Linked DNA regions of Mus musculus: region 1 is linked to region 2. Evidence: chromatin loops called from intact Hi-C (ENCODE). Cell type or tissue: left cerebral cortex. All regions are shown on one strand. Links, peaks and the distances in the headings refer to the core of each region. The heading gives the core; the rest is flanking DNA.

Region 1 (5,377 bases), core at 249-5,248, 70 kb before region 2:
CTAGGACAATGAAAACTCCCAAGAATCTCTGAACCTAGCTAAGACGCCTATCAATGGAGGAGATGGAGCTTGAACCAGCCACCTCCTATACCCAGGCAAGACTTCCAATGGAGGTATTGGGACACCAACCCAACCACAAAACCACAATTTGTCCTGCCTACAAGATGTGCAGGGGTAAATGATAGAACAGAATTTGAGAGAAGGGCCAAGGCCAAACAATAAGTGCCCAGCTTGAGACCCATGCCATGAGAGGGAGCCTACCCCTGACACTACTAAAGATATTCTGCAATACTATCAGACAGGAGCTTAGCATGACTGTCATCAGAGAGACGTCTCCAAGTACCTGATTGAAACTGATGTAGATAACCATAGCCGAACATCAGATGATGTGGAAGAGAGGGAGGAAGGATTGAAGGAGTCAGAGTGATCAAGGACACCACAAGAAAAACCACAGAATCAACTAACCTGGGCTCATAGAGGCTCATAGAGACCAAATTGCCAAACAGAGAGCATGCAAGGGATGGACCTAGGCTCTCTGCTTTTATGTAACAGTGGTACAGCTGGGTCTTCATGTAGGATTTGTAAAGCAGGAGTAGGGCTATCTCTGACTACATACACTGCCTTTGGATCCCTTTCCCCTAACTGGGCTGCCTTGTCTAGCCTCAGTTGAAGAAGATGCGCCTGGTCTTACTGCAACTTGATAAGCCAAGGGTGAGCACTATCCATGAGAAGCCTCCCCTTTCTGAGGAGAAGGGAAGGGGAGGAGAATGAGAGACAGAGACGGGGAGGAAATGAGAGAGGAGAAGCTTCAATCAGGATGTAAATAAATAACTTGATTAATAAGAAAGGGGGTCTCAGACATAACAAGGGAAGTAAAAGACTGTCTTTGGGGTTGAGAAGTCAAAAGGAGATAAAAGGCATGAGAAGAAGTGATATGACACACAGAAGAGGTGCCCTACTGGGGGTTGGGGTGAGGGGAGCTGTTGTAAAGTTTAACACACAAATGATAGATCACTAACGGGCTTAGAGGAACCTACTAAAGATTTGCTGAAATGGCCAAGGAAGTGATTTCACCTGTATTTCAAGATTGTCATATAGAGAATCGGATCCTCTATCCTAAACAACCATTTTCTGCATGTGTTATATTTTGTGAAGGTATATTTGGGGGGGATGGGGAGTGGAGATGCATGGAGCCACACTTCCAGCCCTCTAAGGTATACTTTTGAGGTCCCCTTTAAATTTTTTGCAGTGCCTATGTCTGTTAAACTGCTAAACTCAGAGCCAGTCAGTTACTGAAGCGATTGCTGATGGAACAGAGGTGGTGACATACCGTGCTGCCCCTGCTTTGTACAGCATGTGCCACAGCAGCTCCCACTGCAGGCCATACTTCTCCCACCCTCCTCCTCTCTGTTCTCAGAGTCCCTCTGAGAACACAGATACAAAAGTTATTCCTTGACTTATTTAAAGAATATTATGGCTGTTCACGCTAATCAGCTTATCCTTTCTATTTATGTCTTTGTTTAACCCAGCTTTTATATAGATAATGGAACATTTTTAAGTACAATAGTGCCTGTTGCAATTAGCAATCAGGAATGATTTTATTGTGTTAGTGATCCACAGATAAAATGCTAATTTCCTTTTAGTGAGAAGTGTTATTTTGTTTTTTCTTTTCTTTCTTTCTTTCTTTCTTTCTTTCTTTCTTTCTTTCTTTCTTTCTTTCTTTCTTTCTTTTTTTTTTTTTGTTTTTTTTTTTTGTTTTTCGAGACAGGGTTTCTCTGTGCAGTCCTGGCTGTCCTGGAACTCACAGAAACTCACAGAAATCCGCCTGCCTCTACAGAAATCCACCTGCCTCTGCTTCCTGAGTGCTGAGTGCTGGGATCACAGGCATGCACCACCACTGTCCTGCTTGAGAAGTGTTATTTTCTTAATTCAACTTACTACCAAGATAAAGAGGGATAATGCCCCAGCTGGTGTTTATGGCATTCTAACACAAGTCAGGTAACTGAGAGAGCCATGCCAAATTGTAGGGAGCTTTGCTACGGTTTTGATTTACTGATTTCCTTACTTACCGATCTCACAGCTGCAAGCACATTAATAATCCTCCCATCAAGACTGTGTCCATTTGCAACAATGTCAGCCAATGAATAATAATCTCGAGATTCTTTAACAGGCAAGTGTATCAAAGAAAGTAACTTGGTATCCACTTCATAAGGGGAGCAAACTTTTACCATTGAGTGATTCTCACTGAGCAATAGTTTATAGTTGCTAAATGAGGAAAACACAACAAGTCAGCATATTATTATTAATAAAAAATACTTTGGTTCACATTCAATTATATAGCTACGTGTGGTGGCCCACTCTTATCATCCCAGCATTTGGCAGTCATATGAAGTTCTGACACATATTCAAGGTCACCAATGTATAGGTAAGGAATTTCAGACTACCCTGAGTTATAATACTAGACCATTTAAAAAACCAAAACAAAATCATATTCAATTACTTTTTCTGTAATTTAGACTGTATTAAGAAATATATATATATTTTTTTAAAGATGTATTTATTTATTTATTTAGTGTATATGAGTACATTGCTGCTCTCTTCAGACACATCAGAAGAGGGCGTTACAGATGGTTTGAGCCACCATGTGGATGCTTGGAATTGAACTCGGGACCTCTGGAAGAGCAGTCAGTGCTCTTAACTGCTGAGCCATCTCTCTAGCCCAGAAAGTTATATTTTTAATATTAAATTTTTGTACAATATTTATTTTCTGTGTATGAAGGTTTTGCCTAAATCTATGCCTGTGTACAATATGAATGTAGTACCTGTAGAGTCCCAAAAATAGCATCAGATCCCTTGGAGCTAGAGTTACAAATGCCTGTGAGCTGGGAATTGGACCTGGGACCTCAGGAAGAGCTGAGCCATCTTTCCAGCCCCTATATTTTTTACTCTTAAAACATCAAATAATGGTATAAAATGTTTTTCTCCATAATGAATTTTATATCAGTCTTTAAATATTTCTTCATTGAAATAATGTTCTTTTAATTAAGAACATATATTGAGAACTTTTTTCTGTGAGTTCTAATCATACTAGTTGTAGGTTCTTGCCCAAGACCTGAAGCTGTAGTCTTCTTTTCTGTTAAACAGGGCATGAAAATACTCTAAAACTTCAGATTATAAAAAACAGAGGCCCCATTGTTTCTTTTTTTAAATTTATTTATTTTATTCTGTGTGTATATTTTTTTTGGCCTGCCTATCTGTGTACCTCATGTGTGCCTTCTACCAGTAGAATTCAGAAAAGAGTATCAGACTCTGTGAACTGGAAGTGCATGGCTGTGAGCCCCAATGCAGGATCTGGGAACTGAACTCAGGTCTTCTGAAACCAGTTCCCTTAACCACTGAGCCATCTGTGTAGCCCCATATGAAGACCTTGACCTTGGCATTATTATCACCAGGTTTCTGACCATTGTTATTTCTTCTATGATGCTGATTGCTTTATCTATGTGCCTGAAGTCAAGAACTCTGTTTGCTTACTTTGTATTGCTAATACATGAAGCAGATTCAGAGTTTTAGAGTGTGGAAGACTCCAGTGATGTTCCCCTTTCCTGGTACCCAAACCTCTCACAAAGCCTCCTTCACAGAGCTCTTTGCCTTAGTTATTCACGATATCATGCCTCCAGTCCTGGCCCTGGTCCCCTGACTCATCTCCTCGGGGACTCATCCTTCACATTACAGTCAACTTGGTCTTCCTAAGCAGGATATTATTTTCCAGCTAAAAGACTTCCTGTTCCTTACTTCTCCCTGAGAAGTGAACATCACTAAGAAGTGTCTCTGCTCCTCCCTTTCCTCACTGCTCTGGAGTCCAGCTATGCCAGGTTATTAGGCTATGAAATTGCTATTTTAGGTGAATATTTGTTAAATGTCAGCAGTTTGCTGTTGCTCAACCTAAAAGTTAATTATTCAAGATATTCTGGAAAATGCCAAGAGGTTTCACATTTGTTGGGTCTACCAAACATGTCCCTCCCACCTCCCATACATATTTACTAAAAATCAATTATGTGACTGTCTCTGATCTAGGCATGGGTAGAACATGATACAAAATACACTTAATCTCATAAGCTCATATATGTGAGCAGGAATCATAAAAAATTCAAGTCATCTCAGAATGTGATCTGGATTCCAACACTAAGAGTAGGGAGAAAGTCCTGCTGAGTGACTGGAAAGGTTAAATGAGTTAACATTCAACCTGAAGAATCAAACATTCAGGTAGATAGGAGAATGTTCTGTGCAGAGGGACTGGAAAGTAGAACGGATCTTAGGGCAGAGTGAGTCCAGGTGTTCATAAAAAGGAAAATTCTCAGTGGCTGCAAAGAGACAAGAGCCATTTATAGACCAGCATGGAGTTAGCTGGCACAGAATTGCCCCTGGACAGAATCACCTTGGAAGTAAGGCTTCCTCTCTCATTCCCTACCCCATCCTGATAAGAAATGAACTACAGGCAATGGATAATTTAGGATACAAAAGCTCTGACCCTCTGCATAAGGCCATGCTCCAAGAAGAGCACACTCCAGAGCTTGCTTCCTCCTGAGCTCCAGCAACAGCCGATCCCCAACCCCATCCTTGCAGGGTTCTCCTAAGAGCCCTCCCTCAATAGGCCACTCGGAAAGAATTTTTCTATCAAGTTCTCCCTCCAGGGAACCTGACCTAAGACAAAGGGCATGTGAGAGGATTAAAAGCCGGATACAATATTATGTACTGCCAGTGTTTATCTTTGTTTAGATATTTTTTAAATATTTATTTTTGTGTGTATTTGTTTTCATCTATGGAAGTCTATGCCATTTGTTTTTGTGGTGTGCAGAAAGGCCAGAAGAGGGTGTTAGCGTCCCTGGACCTATCTGCCTAATAGGAATGCTAGAACTGGATGCAGGTCTTCTGCAAGGGCAGCAAGTGCTCTTAATTGTTGAGCCATCTTTCCAGCCCTTCTAATTGTTTAGTTTTATTCTAACTAGAGTCTTGTTTTTACAAACCTAAGCATTCAGACTCCATATCTGAAGATTCTGCATCCACAAACCCAAACAATCATGTATCAAATTTAAAAAAAAAACCACTATAACTAATACAAATACAGCATAACTACTCACATGGCACTCATATGACATTAGGTGTTATAGGTAACAATGATTTCAAATATAGAGGAAGTTGTGCTTAAGTTGTATGTAAGGAATTTGAGCACCCATGGATTTTGGTAGCCTGGAAGACTTTTTTATTTAACCCTACACAGATACCAAGAGAAAATTAGCTTTTTGTGATTATAAAAATTATAAATTATGTCATTATCTTAAAGATAAATATTCTGGGCTAGTGAGATTGCTCATCGGGT
Region 2 (5,377 bases), core at 116-5,115:
AGAGAGACAGACAGACAGACAGACAGACAGACATAGTGGTACCTATAATGAAGATATCTGTAATCCCCTGCACTGATGAGGTGTAGCTAAGGGGATGAGAAGTTTAACCATCCATGGCCACACTGAGAATCTGAGGCTAACATGTGCTACAAGAGACCCTGTCCCAAAAGTAGCAGCAACAAAGCCAAAGAAATAATGTAATGGAGAAGCAGAGAAGATAATAGTTGTGCAAAAAGCAACCCAGGGCCCCTCTGCTGAGTCCAGCAGATACACGGGTCACTGCCTGAATGAGGCAGATCACAGCCCAAGATGAGCAGTACCTCCCCAGTGGCTGCTCCTCTCCCACCTCCCTCCCTCAGCCCAGGTCCTGTGACTGGAGATACCACCATGGTATCAGGTGGTAACTTTCAGAGGCTCAGTGCATGCATGTGATGGGTTGAAGGGACATTACCTGAGAAGCTGCCACCAGAGAGCTATAGCCAAGTGAAGAAGACACTAGGCTATACAGTCCCGAATCCCAGACAGGCCACTTAGCTTACTCCACACTTCTGAGCAAATCCAGAGCAGCAAACCACAGAGGATAACCCTGAGTAGGGTGGGGCCTCGGGTCCCTCCCTTCCCCAGCATCCTCTGCACACTTCCACATGGATCCTGAAGCTGTGCTGTGTCCTGAACGCTCCCTCCTCCCATGCTGAGAACATCAGTGTTCCCGAGAACCTCTCCTCGGGTAGTACTGACCCTTAGAGGTCTCGAGCTTGTTCTCTCCCAAACCCGTTAAGACCGGTCTTAGTGCAAAAGGCAGAGTTAGCAAACGGGAGTACAGAAGAACCCGGGAAACAGTCAGTGTGCCACCCGCACTGACTCTCCAGGTTATCATGGCTCAGCTCGGGCTTGCAGAAGAGGCAAGCCAATATAGCCCCATTTCCCTACATGAAGGAGCAGGGGGCCCTCGATGCCTGCAGGAGGCGGTGGGCGGAGCCTGTGGGTAGTCACACCAGAAGGGAGGAACCAGAATCTGACCATCCACCAGGACATACTGCTGTACCTGGGGTAGTGCTCCCCACATTCCACTGCTGCATCCCAAGTCCTCCTGTATGTAGAAAGGACAGCTACAGAAGGGTGTATTCCAGTCCCCACCCTTGGGCTAAACCAAAGAGCAGAGTCTCCCTCCTCAAAGCCCAGACCTAACTTTCTTCAGACTCCAGCAGCTATAGAGGGCTCCCTGATGCAGGGTGAGGGAGAGATTCTTAGGGGTGGAAAGGCACTTTCTAGAACACTTCTGGAAACCTGGAGGCCCTTCCAAAATATACTTGACTAGTGGTCAGATAATTACCAGTACTTACCCAGAGTTATAGCAGGGAATGGACAGACACGAAGGGATGATAAAGTGACTGAGCTCCAAGTATCTCTAAGGCTGCCAAGTAGCTCCACCGGGATTATATTGATATAAACCATAATAATATATGGATATATATTAGTAGCTTAGTGGTAGAATACTCGTTTAGTACATTTGAGGCTTCAGGTTCAATTCCCTGACCCTCTAAAAAGGAAAGTCTACCTGCCCAGTTATCTCACTCGCTTGAAACTACTTTCAAGATAGGATCATGCCTCGCTGAGTCCCTTGGCCACCCAACAGGAGAACAGAGTTTTCTCTGAGATTTTCTAATTCCTGCGACCCTTGGCTATAGATGGCCTCTCCTTCGAGGGTCGCTGTGCCCAGGAAATCAAGGCTATTTCCCTAACAGGCTTGTTTTAGACCCAGTGCCCAGGATTCTACCCTACTCATCCTGGGTTCTAAGAAAGCACAGTCCAAGGCACACACCGACGAGGCGCGGACCAGCAGGGACGCTCACCGGTACCAGGCGAGGCCGCGATCATAGCACCTGTCGAAGAAGTGGGGTTCAGAGCCAAGTGCACGGACGTCGGGGTGCAACCGCAGGAACTCCAGCAATGCGCGCGTGCCGCCTTTCTTCACACCCACAATGAGCGCCTGAGGAAAGCGCCGGCGCCCCGGGCCGCTGGCCACCGGCAGGCCGGGTGCTCTCAGACGGAGGGAGGTGTGGGGCGGCTCGGCGGGTGCAGGAACCGGAGCAGGGGCGCGGGCGGCAGGTGGACAGCGGCCGGGGAGGGCGAAGAGGCAGTAGGCGCTTAGCAACAGAACTACGAGCGCCAGCGGAGCACGGAGAGCACGCAGTGCAGTCCCCTGGCCCGTCCCCGCACCCTGGAGGTCACCGGCCCCGCCGCCCAGGCCACCGCTACCTGCCATGGGGTCGCTTCGCGCTCAGGCTCGGGAGCGGGAACCGCAGACAGGTGCGCATCCCGGCTATAGTGCGTCGCCCGCTCAACCCCAGGGCGCCCGGCTTCTGGGTTGAGCTCCGCAGCCTCGCAACCCTGGAGCCGGAGAGGGGCGGGGCGGGGCGGGGCGGGGCGGGGCGGGGCGGGGCGGGGCCGAGACGCCCCTCCCCAGCCCTCGCCTGGGACTAGCGACTCCAGCTAACTTCCAGAGCGACCAGGAGCTATCCCAGCTACCCCAACACTCCTCCTGAGCTGGTCTCCGGTTCGCTTGGCTCCAAAGTCTTCGCTCTTACACTACGGGAATGCGTGGCGCGGAGGGACACAAGACTGGGCGAGTGGGAATCCCCGTTCTGTCCTTTAAAAGTCTATCTCTGCCCCTTTGGACCAGGGCGACAGGTGTGCGGCCTCAGCCCCTGTTTCCCGGAGCCAGGGCCTCATCACCGGAGGACACCGTGTCCAGGAATCGCCTGTGCAGGAAGGATGGAGCCAGGCATACATCCGGCGCGGAAAGGGTCCCCATGCATCTTTGAGCCTGTGACAGGAATGCTTGTTGCATTACTTGCCAACAGTCCACCTAGCCATTCATTAGGGTGGGAGCCCTGCCCTGTGGAGAGAGCTTGTCCGATAGTCGGGCCACCATTTTAAAGTCCTTGTATCAAATAGAGCTGGCCTCCCCAAGATGTCAGTGATCCCTTCGGGAAATTGCAAAGCGGTGACACGCCCCCTCGCCCCCCAGGAGTGAAAAGGCCTGTACTAGGAGGCAGGGGAGGCATCTGGGTTCTGTCTGTGGAGCTTCCTCTGAGCATAGTGAGATTCCCGGGGCCCTCACATGTGTGAAACCTACCAGACACTGCAGAAACTTCTCACCCACCCACCCACCCCCACCCCACCCACCCACCCCCACCCCACCCCCGCGCCTCCATGTCCTGTTCCTGGCTCACCGAGTCTACAAAGCTGCTTACTAGGAATGCAGAGGAGGAAAGACTCCATCCAGGATGCCGAATAAGTTGCCCTGACCAGGGAAAAGGTAACGGCGCCTCTTCTTTCTGCCTCTGTCCGACTTTCCTGGCTGCCCAGTCTAGTCCCTGCCCCAGTACCCTTACTCAGCCTCTGCCCTCGGCTCTGTTTATTAATCAGCAGTCCGTGGGTCTCATGGCATCTGAACAAGTCTCACACTGCAGGCTGCCTCTGAGGGACAGAAAACTCCAATGACCCACAGACATTTAGTTCCCACCCTGAGGGCAGCTAGGTACAAGGGGGACATGCACCACCCAAAACTAGTCCCAGACACCAGAGCTACATTTGCTTGTCAGGGCAAGCTGGTGCCAGCAGCCCTGTGGGCGGGTTTTTAGTCCAGCACTGTCTGGGAAGCATGTTAGTACATGTAGGGACCTAGGAAGTTCTTCTTCGGATCTAGCTGTAAATGGGATTTGTTGAAGACAAGCTGGTTCTCCTCTGAGCACTCCCAGGGAGGTCCCATACTGCCCGATTACACCTTCACAGTCTGAGTTGTCACCACTTGAGACTTAGTCCCTGGTAATCCCCCCATCTCCTCAGTGCTGGCTAAGTTCCTACCTCCTGCTGGTGATTTCCTCTGCAGGATGCCTTTCCACAGGGCAGAAGACTCTCCAGGAGACACTGGCCCGGAGCAGCTGAGAGTTTGGAAGCTGACTCTCTTTCTCCATCTTCCCTCTGGCTCTCTTGGCGGGAAGGGGTACAAATCTGGAGATCCCCCTGATGGCACCCATTCCCAAGCTCTCCAAAACTCCTAACATGGTGCTGGCATGCAGAGACTACTCAATACATACTGATTAGAGAGGAGAGGGTAGAAAAGGCATTCTGGAGGTGATGGCCAGATAAGAAGTTAACCAAATTCAGGCAGAAGAGGGAGTGGTAATGGCTGCTCAGCAGAACACAACAGCCAGAGAGATTGGAATGGGAATGCAAGCTCATCTTGCAAGGAGATAGGAGAGGAGAAGGGCCTATTAAAGTCCCTTCCTCTGGCCCATGGCCACAGGCTACGGCCACCATCAAGTCTTTGGGGTGATAGCTTTCTTGAGGTTCAGCTCACATACTATTCAAAACTAGACATCATTGACTTCCAGAACGTTCATCATGTTGTGCAAATATGGCTATCATCGACTTAAATGTTTATTTTAGATTTTATTTTGTTATTTACGTGTAGGACTGGATTTTTTGCCTGCCACTTATGTGTGCATACCACATGTGCCTAGTGTATGAGTATGTCAGAAGAGAGTGTCTGGTCCTCTGGGACTGGAGTTACAGACAGTTATGAGATTCCATGTGAGTGCTAGGAATTGAACTTGAGTCCTCTGGGAAAGCACCCAGTGCTCTAACCACTGGTCCCACACCCACACCTATCAATTTTAAAATATTTTTATCACCCTCCAAAAGAATCCTAGACCCATTAGCAGTCATCCCCTGTTTTCTCTCTTTCAGCATGCATGATAACAAGTCGCCAGTGTGTTTTCTGTTTCTCTGTGCTCACTGGTCTATCACAGACTCATCCAGAGTCTATCAGTTTGCCTCTGACTTCTCTCTGAGCACCACTATTTCCGGGGGCTTCCACAGTGTGGCATGTCAAGGCTCCGTTCCTTTTGTGTCTCACCTGTGGGAAATTTCTGTGGGTCCAAGGTACACCCTCTGAGTGCTGATAGACTCCATTTACCCTGAACCACCACCTTCATGGAGCGCTGGGCTTTAGGGAAGCCCTGAGACACTACTTAGGGGATGGGAAAACACAGTCTAAGGTGAGGGAGGCTGAAGCTGGGGTTCTTTGACTCCCAGGCATCCAGTCACCAATGGGGTGCTGCACAGAGGAGTCAGGAATGAAGGATCAGGGATCCATGGAACCCGCAAAGAGGTCAGAACTGGGTGCTCCCAAACTCCTGGATAGCTAGGTGCTGCTGGGTCAGGAGGAGTTGGGAAGGGAGTTGGAACCTGCGGGCTGAGGACTATTGATGGACGATGAACCTGGGCCAGGGAAATGGGGGATTCTGGCTTAGCTCATTGGCAAAGGTCCTTAACTTGGTGGTTTTCTGGAAGTGCAGAGAGGTCTTCT

The links. Hi-C counts contacts between places; a loop is a spot of excess contacts. Peaks named below come from ENCODE experiments on the same cell type or tissue, not always from the same donor. Only the 100,000 strongest peaks of a DNase experiment are listed, where the experiment ranks them.
Region 1: it touches region 2 in a loop (3-fold over the local background); 27 of 42 quality-filtered maps call a loop at or near these places.

What each region holds. Positions count from the first base shown.
Region 1 is chr17:24,820,420-24,825,796 of GRCm38, reverse strand. Meiob (meiosis specific with OB domains) reads right to left here. Exons shown (of 14, transcript NM_029197.1): 6 at 2,070-2,265. Among named protein-coding and RNA genes, the nearest start is that of Meiob, 19 kb to the right of the region's middle. In left cerebral cortex, for the core only: no CTCF peak of the experiment used is centred there; no DNase peak of the experiment used is centred there.
Region 2 is chr17:24,749,975-24,755,351 of GRCm38, reverse strand. It overlaps Hs3st6 (heparan sulfate (glucosamine) 3-O-sulfotransferase 6), which reads right to left and starts at 2,364. Exons shown (of 2, transcript NM_001012402.2): 1 at 1,854-2,364. The coding sequence starts at 2,266. In left cerebral cortex, for the core only: no CTCF peak of the experiment used is centred there; no DNase peak of the experiment used is centred there; H3K4me3 peaks cover 1,052 bases.